Regions from separate parts of the Homo sapiens genome. Here region 2 is linked to region 1. Evidence: chromatin loops called from intact Hi-C (ENCODE). Cell type or tissue: ascending aorta. All regions are shown on one strand.

The links. Peaks named below come from ENCODE experiments on the same cell type or tissue, not always from the same donor. Only the 100,000 strongest peaks of a DNase experiment are listed, where the experiment ranks them.
Region 2: a loop joins it to region 1, with 3 times the contacts of the local background. A loop is called at or near these places in 42 of 110 quality-filtered maps.

What each region holds. Positions count from the first base shown.
Region 1 is chr2:222,911,999-222,919,998 of GRCh38, forward strand. It overlaps ACSL3 (acyl-CoA synthetase long chain family member 3), which reads left to right. Exons shown (of 17, transcript NM_004457.5): 5 at 4,321-4,498; 6 at 6,048-6,157; 7 at 7,066-7,204. It overlaps ACSL3-AS1 (ACSL3 antisense RNA 1), which reads right to left and starts at 7,603. Exons shown (of 3, transcript XR_923949.3): 1 at 7,541-7,603; 2 at 7,232-7,361; 3 at 4,656-5,791. In ascending aorta, CTCF peaks have their summits at 3,349 (motif pointing right) and 4,425 (motif pointing left); no DNase peak of the experiment used is centred here; H3K27ac peaks cover 312 bases.
Region 2 is chr2:222,686,270-222,694,269 of GRCh38, forward strand. MOGAT1 (monoacylglycerol O-acyltransferase 1) reads left to right here. Exons shown (of 6, transcript NM_058165.3): 2 at 2,075-2,253; 3 at 2,996-3,200. Among named protein-coding and RNA genes, the nearest start is that of MOGAT1, 19 kb to the left of the region's middle. RefSeq lists a silencer at 2,342-2,544. In ascending aorta, CTCF peaks have their summits at 4,513 (motif pointing right) and 7,819; a DNase peak (open chromatin) is centred at 4,492; H3K27ac peaks cover 1,828 bases.

The sequences.
Region 1 (8,000 bases):
GCCTACTAGCATTTGCTATGAAATTGGCATTTGTGGTTCATCAAACTTTGTTCAGAAGGCTGTGTCTAGACTGTGTCTTGGGAACATGTTATAGTTTTCTTTAGGTTCATTGGGAAAGTAGAATTAATTTTTAGATTTTGCATATAATAAATGAAACAAGTAGTTTCTCTTGGCCATACTCAAGAAGAAAGTGTGCAGTGTCGCTGGTTAGCTGAGGCTTTAGTTTCTGTTCATTCTGTGTTGCAGCTGTGGCAGTGATCTGCAGACTGCAGAGTGGGTATCTCAGCTGCATGTTAAACATGCTAGGCCTTTTTCGTTTTCCCCTCTCTTGGTTTCTTGTTACACCCATTGCATTGCATCAGTAGCAGCATCTGCCTAGGGTGTTGAAAAGGGGAACTTTCACAACTGGTGGGTTAAGCTGTGTACTTTCTGCTATTAGTGCCTGCTAGCTGATCAAGCTCAGTGAAGTGTGTCTTCATTAAATAGTTTCCATATTTGAAGATAATCTTCAACTGGAAAAGAAAACGAATGTTGTAGCAATATTTAAAATATTTTTTGAGTAAGACTTTTGGGGATTAACCCCAGAATGTTGTATCTGATATGGTTGAAGGAAAGATGCACAAGCCTTATTTCAAATTAATGAACTTTGAAGCTTTGTTTCCATCTTATCCCAACAGTCTATTTTGAGGTCCTGAGGGGAGGATGAGTGGATGAAAAAAGGCAGTGGCGATGACCCTGCTCTCGTTGTGTCCAAGGTAGAGTAGCCACCAGCTTCACTACGACCAGATTCTTCCTTGGGGGACAGAAAAACAAAAGGCACTTGGTTGCTTGGCAGGCCTTTTCAGGGTCCTTTTAAGTTTCATATGGTTTTATAAAACTGTAGCAGAGTTAAGAGCTGGAACCTGTGTCAGCATCACCTGATTCCAGTGTTCCCAGCAGTAAATGCATTGCACTAACGTCGTCTTGAAATGAACAGTGAAATGATTTCAGGACAACCTTAAAATACATGTATACCTGAAATAGAACAAAGCTGCAAAGACTAAAAATAGAAACAGAAAAGAGTACAAGCTGGCTCATATACTTTGTGAGCCATCAGAAACACTTGATTTTTTCTTAGATATTTTATAAAAATAAGAAGAGAATGAGGGATTATGTAATATGGTGCTTAGAGAAGACTTCACTATGACATTCCTTCTAAATTGATCCAAAAAGATAATAGAAACACTCATTTATGTCCTTGTAAGTTGACTTAGCTTTCTTTTCCTCTTTCTTAATGCCGTCTTTTGTGTTATTTCTTAGTCACATTTTTTTACCCTGTTTGTGTATGTGTATAAAACTTATTTTCTGATTTATTAGGACATTTGCATCATGCTATATGTAACAAATTATGGTCAGTCTCTTGGCTGGGATTTGTGGGTTGGTTATTATATTACTCTTCTCTTAGTTTCCCCTTCCAAACTGTCCCTCTCCTTTCATCCTATTTATTAAAGGCACTGCTGCATACCAAATTGTTGAAGCCAAAAAATCAGGGGTGTCTGATTTACATCCCTTACAGCCTCCCCCCGCCTTTTTTTTAGCAGGCCTCCTTGCTTCCACACTTGCCCCCAACTGTAATTCACTCACACACAGCATAAAAATGATTTTTCACAATTGTTAATCAGGCCACCTTACTCACCTGCTTAATAAGACCCGGACTTCTTTCTACAGTGCAGTTGAAGCATTGTGATTTTATGCTTAATCTCTGGAATGAGTTTGCCTGGGTTCATATTCTAGTCCCATTACTTATTAGTTACATGATTTTGAACAAGTTATATTTACTCTACATCTCCATATTCTCATGTGTAAAATAGGGATAATAATAGTAACAGTTTTTTACAGGTATGGTAAGAGTTTAATAAGTTAACACTTGCCGTGTCCTTAGCATGTAGTAAGCACTAATAAAGGTTAGTTACCCTCATTATCATTATCATGATTATTACAACTATCCAGATCTCTTGAATATTTTTACTCTGTGGCTCCCCTCAGAATAATTTTTTCATAGTGATCTTCAGTTGCAGAGAGAATGGTTAAATGAAGCCAGGTGTACTTTACTGAAGAAGACAGGAATGTGTGTAATTTTGAAATATTTCTAAATAGTGAAAGTAAAACAAGTCCTAGTGCTTAAAGAGGTTTTCAGTAGGAGACAAGATTACCACCTGTAAGTAGAGAGAAGGAAGGGTGGAAGGTGTGTGTGTACGTGTGTGTGTGTGTGTGTGTGTGTGTGTGTGTGTGTGTGTGTGTATTTTGAGACAGGGTCTCACTCTTGCCCAGGCTGGAGTGTAGTGGTATGATCATAGCTCTCTGCAGCCTTGAGTTCCTGGGGTCAGGTGATCCTTTTGCCTCAGCCTCCTAGGTAGCTGGGACGACAGGCATGTACTGCACGTCTGGCTAATTTTTACACTTTTTTAGACATGGGGTCTTGCTGTGTTGCCCAGGCTGGTCTCGAATTCCTGGCCTCAAATGAGTTGCCTGTCTCAGCCTTCCAAAGTGTTGAGATTACAGGCATGAGCCAGTGCACCTGCCCAGAGGAGGCTATTTGAATAGAGAGAAGGTTTCAGAGGTATTTCAGAGGGTGAGAAAACGAATAGACCAGGGATGTATGATAGGATTGCTTCAGGGTGTTGAGGTCCTAGATTTAATAAGGTTGGCTGTTCTGCAGCAGTGTTCAATGATATTGGCAAGGAATAAATAGTTTAATCTTGTCTTGGGCTAGCCATAGGGACAAAGTTAGGATTAGAAACTTTTCCAGCACAAATCAGATACAATATAGAGTGGGTAGTGTCCTCTAAATGTAATATTTATGAAAAACATAATTACTAGATGATTCAGTGGTTTAAAGAATTAAAATCATGAGATTCAGATTTCGTTTTATATTTTATTTTTTACATATGTGGAAATCTTACGCTCATTTGATTCCTTTGCCACATGGTGGCATCATTGCATGAGTTTACATATTTAGATTATATATCAAACACCTTTTCAGAACACACATAGTCTTTGAAATTTATAAATCCTGTCACTTACATATTAGAATCTGGAAGGTAGTGCATTCTTAACCTTTAGAGTGTAAAATTCTTAATAATTATAATCCAGTTCCTGCACATTTTGGCCAAGTTGTCATCTGTCTTCTAACCCTCACAGAGCTCCTTTTGAAGTCATTGGAGCTCCCTGTGCTGAGCATTTCATGGGGGTAAAGAGCAAGGTGAGAGTTTGGGACCAGTAAAGTAAATAAGTACCATCTTAAATGCAGTTGCTTTATCCATCAAAATAAAAATTTATTTCTTAAATGCGTAATTGCATGGGACACTAGATGGCAGCATTTATCCTTTTCCGTTTTTATCCAACCTCTTCTAGAAATTTCTTAAATGTTTACATTTATAAAATGAACATGGTCAGATGATTTTAAGGTGTTTGAGATGTATATTACTGACACAGCCATGTTTGGGAATTAATTACCTATATATTTTTGCAGAGAGAGGAGCTTTTTATACAGTCCGTATGTAATTAGGGATTTATGGTTTTGTCTAAGTTGAGGAAAATTTCTAAAGACAATATGTTAAAAAACTTCAAAAGGGAGTTTTTACTAATGCATATTTGGTATTACCAGCACTTACGATAAACAGATAAAATATTGAAAACCTGGCGGTGCCAGTAAGCATTTAAGGCTTGAATAGAGGGACTTTGAATAATATAACTAGTCCACCTGGTTATGTAAACAGAAACTTGTTTACTTTGCTTTTGCTTATCCAGAGTTTGGTATGGCAATTCAAGTTCAGCAATCATAAAGATTTCTGTTAGCTTGGATAGAGAAAGTTTCTGTGAATCATTTTATACCGTCTGATACTGACATTTAGGAATTCCTAAATAGAGAGAAATTAAAATTTTGGCATCTGCGGTACTTGGTACTAGGCTAAATATTAAGTTAACACCTACATCATTTAAATAGGTGAAATTTATAAGTAGATTATTAGTGTATGACCATTTGGCCAGGCAGTTGACCTTTACGAGCCTATCAAACTCTCAATATTTTTGAAAACCAAAAATAAAGCCAAAAAACCCCCCAGTTACAATATAAGATTTGAGTTGTTATAGAAGATGTCACAAAATAGCTAATTTTTAAAATAGATTTTTCACTCAAACTCAGTTTCTGGCTTTTTATTAAAAAGATAATTCTATGCAAACGTAACTTTCTGGTTCATCATAACATTTGGACGATATTCTGGTTTCTTCTGTAAATTATTATTTTGATTACATTAAAAAAATTTTTTTTTGTTTTATCAGGTTATTCTTGGACAGTATAATTGGCTTTCCTATGAAGATGTCTTTGTTCGAGCCTTTAATTTTGGAAATGGATTACAGATGTTGGGTCAGAAACCAAAGACCAACATCGCCATCTTCTGTGAGACCAGGGCCGAGTGGATGATAGCTGCACAGGCGTGTTTTATGTATAATTTTCAGCGTATGTAGACTTTCTTATCTTCTGGAAGAATGAACTTAACTGATATTTATTGAAATACTTTACTCTGAAGAGGTTAAAATTCTGATGTTAATTTTCACCCAGTGTCCAGTTAGTGGAGAACTCTGTTGTGACTTGGAATTTTTGGTTTATTTTGGAAAATAAATCAATTATATGACAAATTGTACCAATCAGTGTTGCAGTGAGGCTTGAACCTCTTCATGGGAGACTTTCAGGTCTTGAGAACTAGACCTACACTTAGGGGCCGTTGTTCCAATACCATTTCTCAGGAATCCTCTTTAGAAGTTACTGTCAATTTTGTTCTGTCACCTCTATCAGTAACAACAGTTGACCTCCGAAACACTTCCATACTGAAACCTGGTGAACTTCAAGGTGCAGGTTAAACAATAGAGTTTTCATATTGTAATTATCTGAATGGTAATTGTGGTGGCTCAGTCTGTGAGATAGTTCTGGAAGCATAAGTTCAGAGGTCTCGGTGCCAAAATGTGACAGTAATTTGTGGATGTTTAGTCTCATCCTTCAGATGAAACAGAAAATACACTTTCACCAGATTTCTTGCTGTAAATTCCTCCACCTTTTCTTTTTCTTTTTTTTGAGATGGAGTCTCACTCTGTCGCCAGGCTGGAGTGCAGTGGCACAGTCTCAGGTTACTGCAGCCTCTGCCTCCCGGGTTCAAGCAATTCTCCTGCCTTAGCCTCTCGAGTAGCTGGGACTGCAGGCGCATGCCGCCATGCCCGGCTAATTTTTTGTATTTTTAGTAGAGATGGGGTTTCACCCTGTTGGCCAGGATGGTCTTGATCTCCTGACCTTGTGATCCGCCCACCTCGGCCTCCCAGAGTGCTGGGAATATAAACGTGAGCCACCGTGCTAGGCCTCCTACACCTTTTCTTTTAAACAAACATTCCATTTTTGTTGTCACAGGTTTGGATTTACATTGTTTCTTTTGAGGAGCTTTAAAAGAATTATTTTCAAAGTCATTTTGTGTATCTTTTTTGAGTTAGGCAGAAAGTAAATAAAAATCTACACTATTCATGTTATGTAATTTCAGCATTTCAGAGAATGTTTGTCTTTAGATATTTTTGCTTGAGAATAAACGGTACTGCCACTTGTTTGTGCTCTTTTCTTGACATACACCGTAAATCTGACATTCAGTGTGTCATCCTATTTGTATATGTTCTTTTTCACATTGTAAAGCCAAGTGGCCAACAATTAAGAATTTGAAGTCTTAGAAATCAGTTATAATTCCTTCACAATGTGGTAGTCCCAGAGTAACATCTGTAAGTGAAACAAAATAAAAATTTAAATATCTTCATCTTTAAAAATTGGAAATCTTGGGGCATTTAGGGGAGGATGAGTAGGTGTAATGTTGATTAGTATGATAAGATAACTTTAAAAAACATAACACTTATAGACTGTGGATTTAACAGTTTAGGGCTCCTAATGCGTTATTATGATTCATCTCCACATTCAGAGACTTTACATTTGTAGTTAAATGTTTGAATATTTGACTGGCTGCTGCTTTTCCTTTTAGTTGTTACATTATATGCCACTCTAGGAGGTCCAGCCATTGTTCATGCATTAAATGAAACAGAGGTGACCAACATCATTACTAGTAAAGAACTCTTACAAACAAAGTTGAAGGTGAGGACTCTAGTTACTTTCTAACTGTCTGATACTTTAGAATTTTCAGTGTCATGAGCCCTATTATTGATACTTAGTTCTTTTATGACTTTTAAGTCCTTAATCTTTGTGGACTTTTATGAATATCATACTTTATTTTTTCCTTTAGAAAATAAAAAGTAGATTTTGTATATATTCATGTATAAGTAATCCAGAGTTATAAATTGTTAAGATGCCTATGTTTAAATTGAAGAAATTACGACTACTTTTTCTCTTATTGTGCTCATCTATTTTCTAGTTTACTTTTAGTAAATTTGTAATTTTGAAGGGTTATATTTTAAACTAGTAATTTTTATTTTACTTCTGAAGCATTAAGTAATTACAAGTTTTCAGAATTGTTTGGAAGTTAAAAAGGGAGACTTTTAATTATATTACAGTAAAAAGAGTTTCTTTGGTCTCTAGACAACTCCCAGAAATATCTGGGCTATTCTATATGGGGGAAGGAGGAGAAAATTCACATGTAAACTTGTTCAAAAAGAAAATTTTGAACAAGTTTGCATGTGAATTTTCTCCTCCTTCCCCCATATATTTTTATGTAGTCTCTTGAAAATATGAGGGGCTTCTGGTTTCTCTACAGTTTAGGCAACCTGTGTTTACATGCCCGTTTTATAAGGCAGTACCCTTCTTGATCAGGGTTTTACCAAAGGCCAAGGGTACACACAGTGAATCTAATGCTATAAAATAATAATTTAAATTCAGACCAATACTTAATCATCTGTAAAAAGTGATATTATGCCAGTGTACCCTTTCTTCTTTCTTTTTTGAGGCAAGAAATTACTTAATGATTCACCGAATATGGTAAACTAGTATTCTTATTCGCTAAGCTGCTTGAAAAATAATGAACGTGATGAATGTTGGTGTATTTCTAGGATATAGTTTCTTTGGTCCCACGCCTGCGGCACATCATCACTGTTGATGGAAAGCCACCGACCTGGTCCGAGTTCCCCAAGGGCATCATTGTGCATACCATGGCTGCAGTGGAGGCCCTGGGAGCCAAGGCCAGCATGGGTATGTTACACTTTTCTAATTCCTTACCTGTGCTTTCTGGTGACCACATTCTCCAGAATTATGCCAAAGTTTTGATTCTGAGGTTAGCTCAAATGACACATCAGTTTTCTAACATCAGTTAGGAAAACAGGTCCCTCTAGGTATACTTTCATCTTGTCTTTAAAGAAAGTTTTAAGGAAAAATATAAACATTAATTATTAATGTTTTAAAGGTAGTATTTATTTGAAATTTAAAATATTTTACATTCAGTTTTCATTTCTTTTTTATGGTGATAGTTTTGGGTGGTTTAAAGTTAGTTTATAAATAATGACATTTATCTTGTCCTATGTGAATTACCTGTAAGTGTTAACAGAGTGGCTAAACCTGGAGGCCTCCTTTTACTCCCTGTTCCAGTTCTTCCCTTTCCTGAGGTGAAAACCTTACCCTCCAACTAGCACACCTAGGCATGGTGACTCTACAAGTTCCTATTCTCAAAAAAGCGTCAGAAAATGTTAGCTAGTGTACTAGTGTTTAGAGATACTGCAAAAGCTGCTGGGATGCTGGGACTGCATTTCCTCTGTAGTTGGAAACCTAGTAATTAGATGTAAGCATTCACTCAACTCAAATTTTAGGCACCTGGAATTTGAGTGGTAGTGGGATATTTAGATGCAGATATATTGTGGACAGTGGTGTGTAAAAGTCTAGTACTCGAGTTATGTTTGGACTTAGAGATTTGGAAGCTAGAAGCAGTTAGGTTTTAATTATAGCTGTGGGAGTAGGGGGTGAGGTCACCAACAGGGAATGGTGGCTTCAGAGG
Region 2 (8,000 bases), 230 kb before region 1:
CAAATTCCCTGAGCCTCAGTTTCTACAACTGTAAAATGGGGCAATAACGTGTACCTTGGGGTTTCAAAGAGGAATAAATGAGATGCCCTATATACAGTGAAGGATAATCGTTCTCCACTCAATAACTATTCTTTCCCTGCCCTATTTCACTGTAGCTTATCTGATCAAACTTTGAGTACAAAAGAATGAGGCCCACATGTTTCCTGTCATTTTTTTGCACATCTTACCAAAATAAACAGAAAACTAACCAATAGTGGCAAATCATCAGTACTCAGATCTGGATAGAAGAAAGCAGAGGAAGCAAAATGGAATGATCCTGGTAGGAATGAGGGCAGAGGGCACTCTTTACAGCATGCTTTGGACTCATGGAAGCTTTTCTGGTGGGTCCAGAAGGTAACAGGATACCCCACAGAGGTGTGGAGGACACATGCTACCTTAACCTTTCATCCAGTCTTTCAACCTTTAACCAACTCTGGAGAGAGCAGCAAGTCAGTTTCCTGACTGGGTTCAATGATATATCTGAGAAATTTATTGATTTATATGTATCAAGAAATATAAATAGTCCAGGTGCTGTGGCTGACACCTGTAATCCCAACACTTTGGGAGGCTGAGGCGGGTGGATCACTTGAGGTCAGGAGTTTGAGACCAGCCTGGCCAACATGGCAAAACCCTGTCTCTACTAAAAAATACAAAAATTAGCTGGGCGTGGTGGTGCGCGCCTATAATCCTCGCTACCTGGAAGGCTGAGGCAGGAGAATCGCTTGAACCCAGGAGGCAGAGGCTGCAGTGAGCCAAGATTGCACCCATGCACTCTAGTGTGGGCAACAGAGTGAGACTCCATCTCAAAAAAAAAAAAAAAAAAAAAAAAAAGAAAGAACAAGAAAGAAAGAAAAAATATATATAAATGTTGTTTTTGGTAAAACATGTATGTCAGTATATATGTATATATTTCAATAACAGATTAAACGCTATTTCTCAGATACTTTGGTGGATCATTTGGGGACAGGGTTGTCTTTAACAAAGTTGATTGGCAGTAGATAAGAGTTTGGGGGTGGAAATGAACCCTAGATTGGAGACTGCAGTGTGTTATAGAAGAGAAAGCAGCAACGGCATTCCTTAAAGTCATAGTAGCTGACATTTAGTGAAGATTTGCTATGTGCCAGGGTTTATGTCTTCATGAACATTCTCTTGTTAGCATGTTTCTCTTTTCATAATTTTTTAATTGTAGTATATAACATAGACATTTAAAAAATGTATAGCTGAGCTTCATGTGTTACTTGAAGGTAACCATTCTTGTCACTACAACCCAAGTCAAGTTTTGACAGTTTTTGCCCCGTGTATTTTGAAGCTATGTTATTAGGTGCATAAACAATTAGGATTGCTCTCTCATTATCACATGTTGCAAGAAGTGATGCATGCTAAGATCTGAAGAGTCCCACCTTTGCTATTTCTGTCTCTGACAGTAGAGTTCCTGAAAATGAAGTTTGTTGCTAGAATGTGCCCTCTTTGTGGGCACATGAATAATGGCTGCTTGGTCAAGGTAGGAAGATGGAATTTTCTGTAGTAGGAAATTCTCTACATCCCTCCTGTCGGTGATGATTCTTCCATATGTTCACATAGGGGAGCCAATGTAAAGCTATGACTAAGTAGTTAGACCTTAACATCAGACAGATCAACCACTTATATGCTGTGTGGCTTGGGCAACTCACTTAACCCTTCGATAAGCTTCCATTCTCTCTTTTTTAAAAAGAACATTATGGCTCAGTGTTTCCTCTACCGATTCCTTCCACCTCCCCCTTCAAAAATAAAGAGTACTGTGGCTACTTTATTGGTATGTGGCTATACGACGATTAAATAAAAATACCTTGGCAGGGTCCATAACACGATGCTTGGCATATAGTAAACACCCAATAAATGTTAAATAATACTGTGTCATTACTGTCTTGTTATATTACCTTACCTGAACTGAGGCTCAGTTTGACATATCTTATATGTATTAATCCCCCTGCCATGGGCCACTGCAGTGAGCAGATACTAACAGACTGATTCCATGAGACTTTTTCTTTTCTTACAGGGCCGATGTCCATTGGAATCACTGTGATGCTGATCATACACAACTATTTGTTCCTTTACATCCCTTATTTGATGTGGCTTTACTTTGACTGGCATACCCCAGAGCGAGGAGGCAGGAGATCCAGCTGGATCAAAAATTGGACTCTTTGGAAACACTTTAAGGACTATTTTCCAATTCATGTGAGTACAGTTGTTTTATAAAGTATTATTTTGATTTAGGAGAAGAGTGGAAATTTGTTTTCATCACATATATCTCAAGCTTCTTTTTCAGAGGGGATGTCTTAGTCTGTTTTGTGCTGCTGTAACAGAATACCAAAGACTAGGTAATTTATAAAGAAAACAAATTTTTTTCTCACAGTTGTGGAGGCTGGGATCTGGCAAGATACCAAAGATGCTGGCATCTGGCAAGAGCCTTCCTGCTGCATCAGCCCATAGCGCAAGGTAGAAGGGCAGGAGAGGGCAAAAAAGAGCAAGAGGGGGTTGAATTCATTCCTTTATAAGGAACTCACTCCCAAGATAACAAACCCACTTCTGTGATAATGGCGTTAATCCATTCACTCTGCTTTCATTCCTAATTACCTCTCATTAGGCCCCACCTCCCAACACCGTTGCGTTGGGGATTAAGTTTTTAAACACTTACTTTTGAGGGAAACATTCAAACCATAGCAGGGAGAAAGGCTGCAATTTGGTTCCAATTACTAAATGAACTGTAAGCTGACTTGACAAAATCTAGAAGGCTATATATAAAGGGATCTGGGCTCAGAAGATAGTTTAGAAATTTGGAAACAGCTCCAACCCAGGGAACAAAAATGAGTCATGTTCTCCATTTTCTCTTGACATAAAAACTAGTCCTTTTGTTTCTCATTGGAAAATAATAAGGGAAGTTTCTTTTTTTTAAAATCTCAATATGAATGTGCTGTAGCTTATCAAAACTCAAGATTTGGATCCAAGTCACAACTATATATTTGGGTTTCACCCCCATGGAATAATGGCAGTTGGAGCCTTTGGGAATTTTTCTGTAAATTATTCTGACTTCAAGGACCTGTTTCCTGGCTTTACTTCATATCTTCACGTGCTGCCACTTTGGTTCTGGTGTCCTGTCTTTCGAGAATATGTGATGAGTGTTGGTAAGTGATGGCAGATCACTGTTTCCACAGTGCTTTGGGGTAGCAGGAGCACACAGAACATTCCCTCCCAGGCCCATGTGTGTTTATGGTCTCTTAGAGTAAAACCTGTTTTATCCTCATCTGGCACTTCCTATGGTGTCTGGGTGTTTCCTGCCCTCCCCCACTGGACTGTAAGTGGCAGAAACACAAACTGTGTCTTCTTTTCTGTTCCATCCCAAGTATCCAGCATGGTGCCTGGAACATAGAAATGTTCAATGAATATTAACACAATGATCAAATAAAGTAATGAATGCAGTTTGTGTATTCAGATGTAGAAAAAGAAATCAGGGATCAAGTAAGTGACAAATCACACCCTTGGAGAGGCACCATGCATGCTGTTACGAATACTAGAAATGGAAAATGTCTTTCATTGTGTCTTGAAGTAACAGCAGTGATAAAACTAAGCATATTCAACTTGCTGTCTTCCTAGATGAAAAATAACTTGGCTCAGAAATAAGAGTCCAGGCCGGGCGCGGTGGCTCACGCCTGTAATCCCAGCACTTTAGGAGACTGAGGCGGGCAGATCTCTTGAGCCCAGGAGGTTGAGACCAGCTTGGGCCACATGGCAAAACCCTGTCTCTACAAAAAATGCAAAAATTAGCTGGGCATGGTGGCACACATCTGTAGTCCCAACTACTCAGGAGGCTGAGGTGGAAGGATCACCTGAGCTTGGGAGGTCAAGGCTGCAGTGACCGGAGATGGTGCCCCTGCACTTCAGTCTGGGTGACAGAGAGAGACCCAATCACAATTAAAAAAATAAATAAAAAGAGACGAGGGCAGTGACTCACACCTGTTATCTCAGCACTTTGGGAGGCCGAGGTGGGGTGAATCACTTGAGGTCAGGAGTTCGAGACCAGCCTTGCCAACATAGTGAAACCCCGTCTCTACTAAAAATACAAAAATTAGGGCATGGTAGTGGGCGCCTGTAATCCCAGCTACTCAGGAAGCTGAGGTGGGGGAACTGCTTGAACCCAGGAGGTGGAGGTTGCAGTGAGCCAACATTTTGCCACTGCACTCCAGCCCGGGCGACAGAGCGATACTCCGTCTCAAAAAAGAAAGAAAGAAAAAAAAGAATTGTTCATGGTCCTCTAGACTTTTATTACGTCCTATTAATCTCTCAAGTCACTACTGTCATTATATACCTGGTAGCATATCACTAAGCACCCAGGTACCAGAATTCACCGCTGAGTTTTCAGGTTGTTTTCAAAGTCCAGCCTGGTCCCGAGGGCACACTAGAGGGCGCACTAAACCCTCCAAGCTACCGGAAGATCCGGCATCTGGCCTGCAGAGGGTGCACTATCCCCCTCTTAACCACCGAAAGTGGGGTTGGGGGGGAATTACTTCTCTTCCTTGTTTTGTATACATTGTGTTAGAGTTTTATAAAAGGAAGACAATTACAGAGAAAAATGTTTAAATTTCACAAAAGCACAGAAACATATTTAAAGTGTAATGTTTGCTTATTCAAAGCATTGCCGCAGTGAGTTTGAGTCGTATAGTTAAGAGCAGGTTTGGCAAATTCATGGACAAGAGATGTAGGTACCCCCTTCTCCATAGCCTTATCAGACACATATACTCCATCTTAGAGTCTTTCTCCGTATAGTGCCCCTACAGCCACTGCAGTTTACTAGAGTTGGCTTTGGAGAGGAAAGCTGTTTGCAATCCCTGGTTTCTTTTTATTTATTTATTTTTTATTTTATTTTATTTTATTTTTTTTGAGACGGAGTTTCGCTCTTGTTGCCCAGGCTGGGGAGTGCAATGGCGTGATCTTGGCTCATTGCGACCTCTGCCTCCCTGGTTCAAGTGATTCTCCTGCCTCAGCCTCCCAAGCAGCTGGGATTACAGGCTTGCACCACCATGCCAGGCTAATTTTTTGTATTTTTAGTAGAAACGGGGTTTCACCATGTTAGCCAGGCTGGTCAAGAACTCCTGACCTCAGGTGATCCACCCAGCTCGGCCTCCCAAAGCGCTGGGATTACAGGCATGCACCACTGCGCCCAGCAATCACTGGTTTCTGACATCATGAATAGTTTTCTGTGGTACAACCTTCAGTTCCTTAAAAGGTAAATAGAAATACTCAAACTTTCAGCCAGTGGAGGTTTGGACTATCCTTGTTTCTAAGTCTAAAGAATTATCTATACTTCCCAGAACCAGCTTCCTAGGACAGCCCTTGGTCCAAGGCTGCCCCTCTCCACTGTGCCTGCCCAAGCGGCTGCCTCTCTGGGTGTGAAAGACTGACAGACATAGGCACCAGACCTCACGTAGTAAGGAACCATAGGGCTTCAGAGGGCCTTTGTTGACAGCAGTCTGTTTTGCTCTTACCCAATAGGATTCTGCATCTGTAAGTCCTTTTAAATCCCACCTCCAACCCATTCCTCTTGTCCCATTTTGGGTGTATCTATACCTATCAGGTGTCAGCCAGAGCCAACTGCGTTTCAGGTTCATACTTCTTTCTGTTTACCCCTTAAGGCTGGACAGGTAACAGAATCAGATCACAACAGCCTTATATACCATACAGAGGACTTTCGATTTTATTTTGTAGATAAGCCATGGGGAACTTGGAGGGATTTTGAGCAAAGGAGGGATCTGATGGATTTGGTGTGATAGAAAGATAATTCAGGCAGCAGCTTGGAACGTGGTTACAGGCAGGTAGGCCTGGAGACTGATGATGGAAGCGGCCTGTTGAGTGATGAAGGGAGAGGTGATAAGGGCTATGCTAACAGTGGCAATGGCACTGGAGATACAGAAGAGGAGATTAATATCAAAAATATTTGATACAGTCTCTAAGACTTAATGATTGATTCATCCTCATGAAGTCAGTAACTATTTTGTCATTATTATCAATACTTAGCCCAGTACCTGGCCAGTAGCAGGTGCTCAATAAATGCTTTTAAATGAATGAATGATCAGTCAATGTGGTGGCTAAGAAAGGAGAATGTGGCTACATATGGAAGAAGCTGTGTTTTGACCAGATAGATGATGGTCCCATTCACCTTGATAAATAATGTTGGAAGAGGGACAACTTTAAGGGAGAATTTAATGCATTCGGTTTGGAGACGTGTAGTTTGAGGTGTCTTAGAGCTGTCACTGTAGAGCTGTCAATTGGGCATTTGGAGATATGGGCCTGGAACCTCAGGAGGAAGATCTCCTGACAGATGGATTTGGGAGAACTCAGCATACATAAATGGTAGTTGAATCCATGGGTGTAGATGAGGTTAGAGGACAAGAGAGATAAGGAAGGACCCCTAAGAAATAGCAGCATTGAAGGATGGCCTGAAGACAAGGAGCCTGAGGGAAAACGGAGGAGTGGCCAGAGGCAAGCTAGGAGAGCCAGGGGTGTGGAAACCCAAGAGGCCCTCTTCCTGGTGGAAGAGATGCACCCAACTCTCACTCAGGTTCACACAGAGCAGAATGGCATGTCTTGACCTCAGTGAAGGTTCAAACCCATCTAGGCAGGCTCAGGCTCTCTACCTCTAACCCAGCATCCTCTGCCTCTTAAGAGGGCAGTTGGTCATTCAGAATCCTGTCATAATTCCTCCCATAATAGAAACCCAGAGTAAAATTAGCATATCATTTTCTTCAAGTGATGAGATATGCTATGTCTTTATAAAGACTGTCTAACACTTTCTGTTATGACTAAATAAAAATGGATAAAACCCAGAATGGAAAGAAACATAAGACATTAAAAAGTGATTATTTCTGAAATGTAGTTCAAGACTGGTTTGTATGTTTGTCTTTATTCTTTCCTATATTTTCCTCCAAGAGTATGTAGAACATGTGAAATCTGAAAAGGAATCTTTTAAGTTATTTTTACATGGGAAAGCCTGAAATACAGACCGAACAATTATCTAACTGTTTTAAATGAACAATTTACCAAAGTCAGACTATACTTATTGGAAACATGTAGAGATCTGGCAAGTGATCTAGGTTGTCAAATGTCTTGTTTTTTTTTTTTTTTTTTTTAACCATTTTGTATTAGTTCATTTTCACACTGCTGATAAAGACATATCCAAGACTGGGAAGAAAAAGAGGTTTGAAAGACTTACAGTTCTACATGGCTGGGGAGGCCTCATAATCATGGTGGAAGGCAAGGAGAAGCAAGTCACGTCTTACATGGGTGGCGGCAGGCAAGGAGAGAGCTTGTGCAGGGAAACTCCTCTTTATGAAACAATCAGATCTCATGGGACTTATTCACTATCACGAGAACAGCATGAGAAAGACCTGCCCCCACGAGTCAGTTACCTCCAACTTGGTCCCTTCCACGACATGAAGGAATTGTGGGAGTTGCAATTCAAGGTGAGATTTAGGTGGGGGCACAGTCAAACGATATCACATTTATATTATAAATCCAGGTTTGGAAAATAATGATCCATATAGAATATCTGAAAACAGGCCATTATATATTCAGAAAATCCACTGCAGCCTCTTGGAGAATATACTTTTTGGTTCTGTGTAAAAATTCGCCATGATAAATATCAAGGCCACCACATACAGCTGTGCAGGTTGTGCACTGAACAACTCCAGGGGCAGGGGATCCTTTTACTTAGAATGCAATATAAATGGTGTCCTCTAGAGTTCAGTAGTGCACAACCTACCTAAACAAACAAGTGGTAGACCTAGTAATGACTGAATGACATTTTAAAGACCTAGCCCATTACCTGCCAAGATGTTAACTTATTAATAGAATACATTACTAAAGATTTGGCTATGAAAAATTACAAACTTACAAAGTGCTCCAAAGGTAAGCAGTGTAGGAAATTTTGT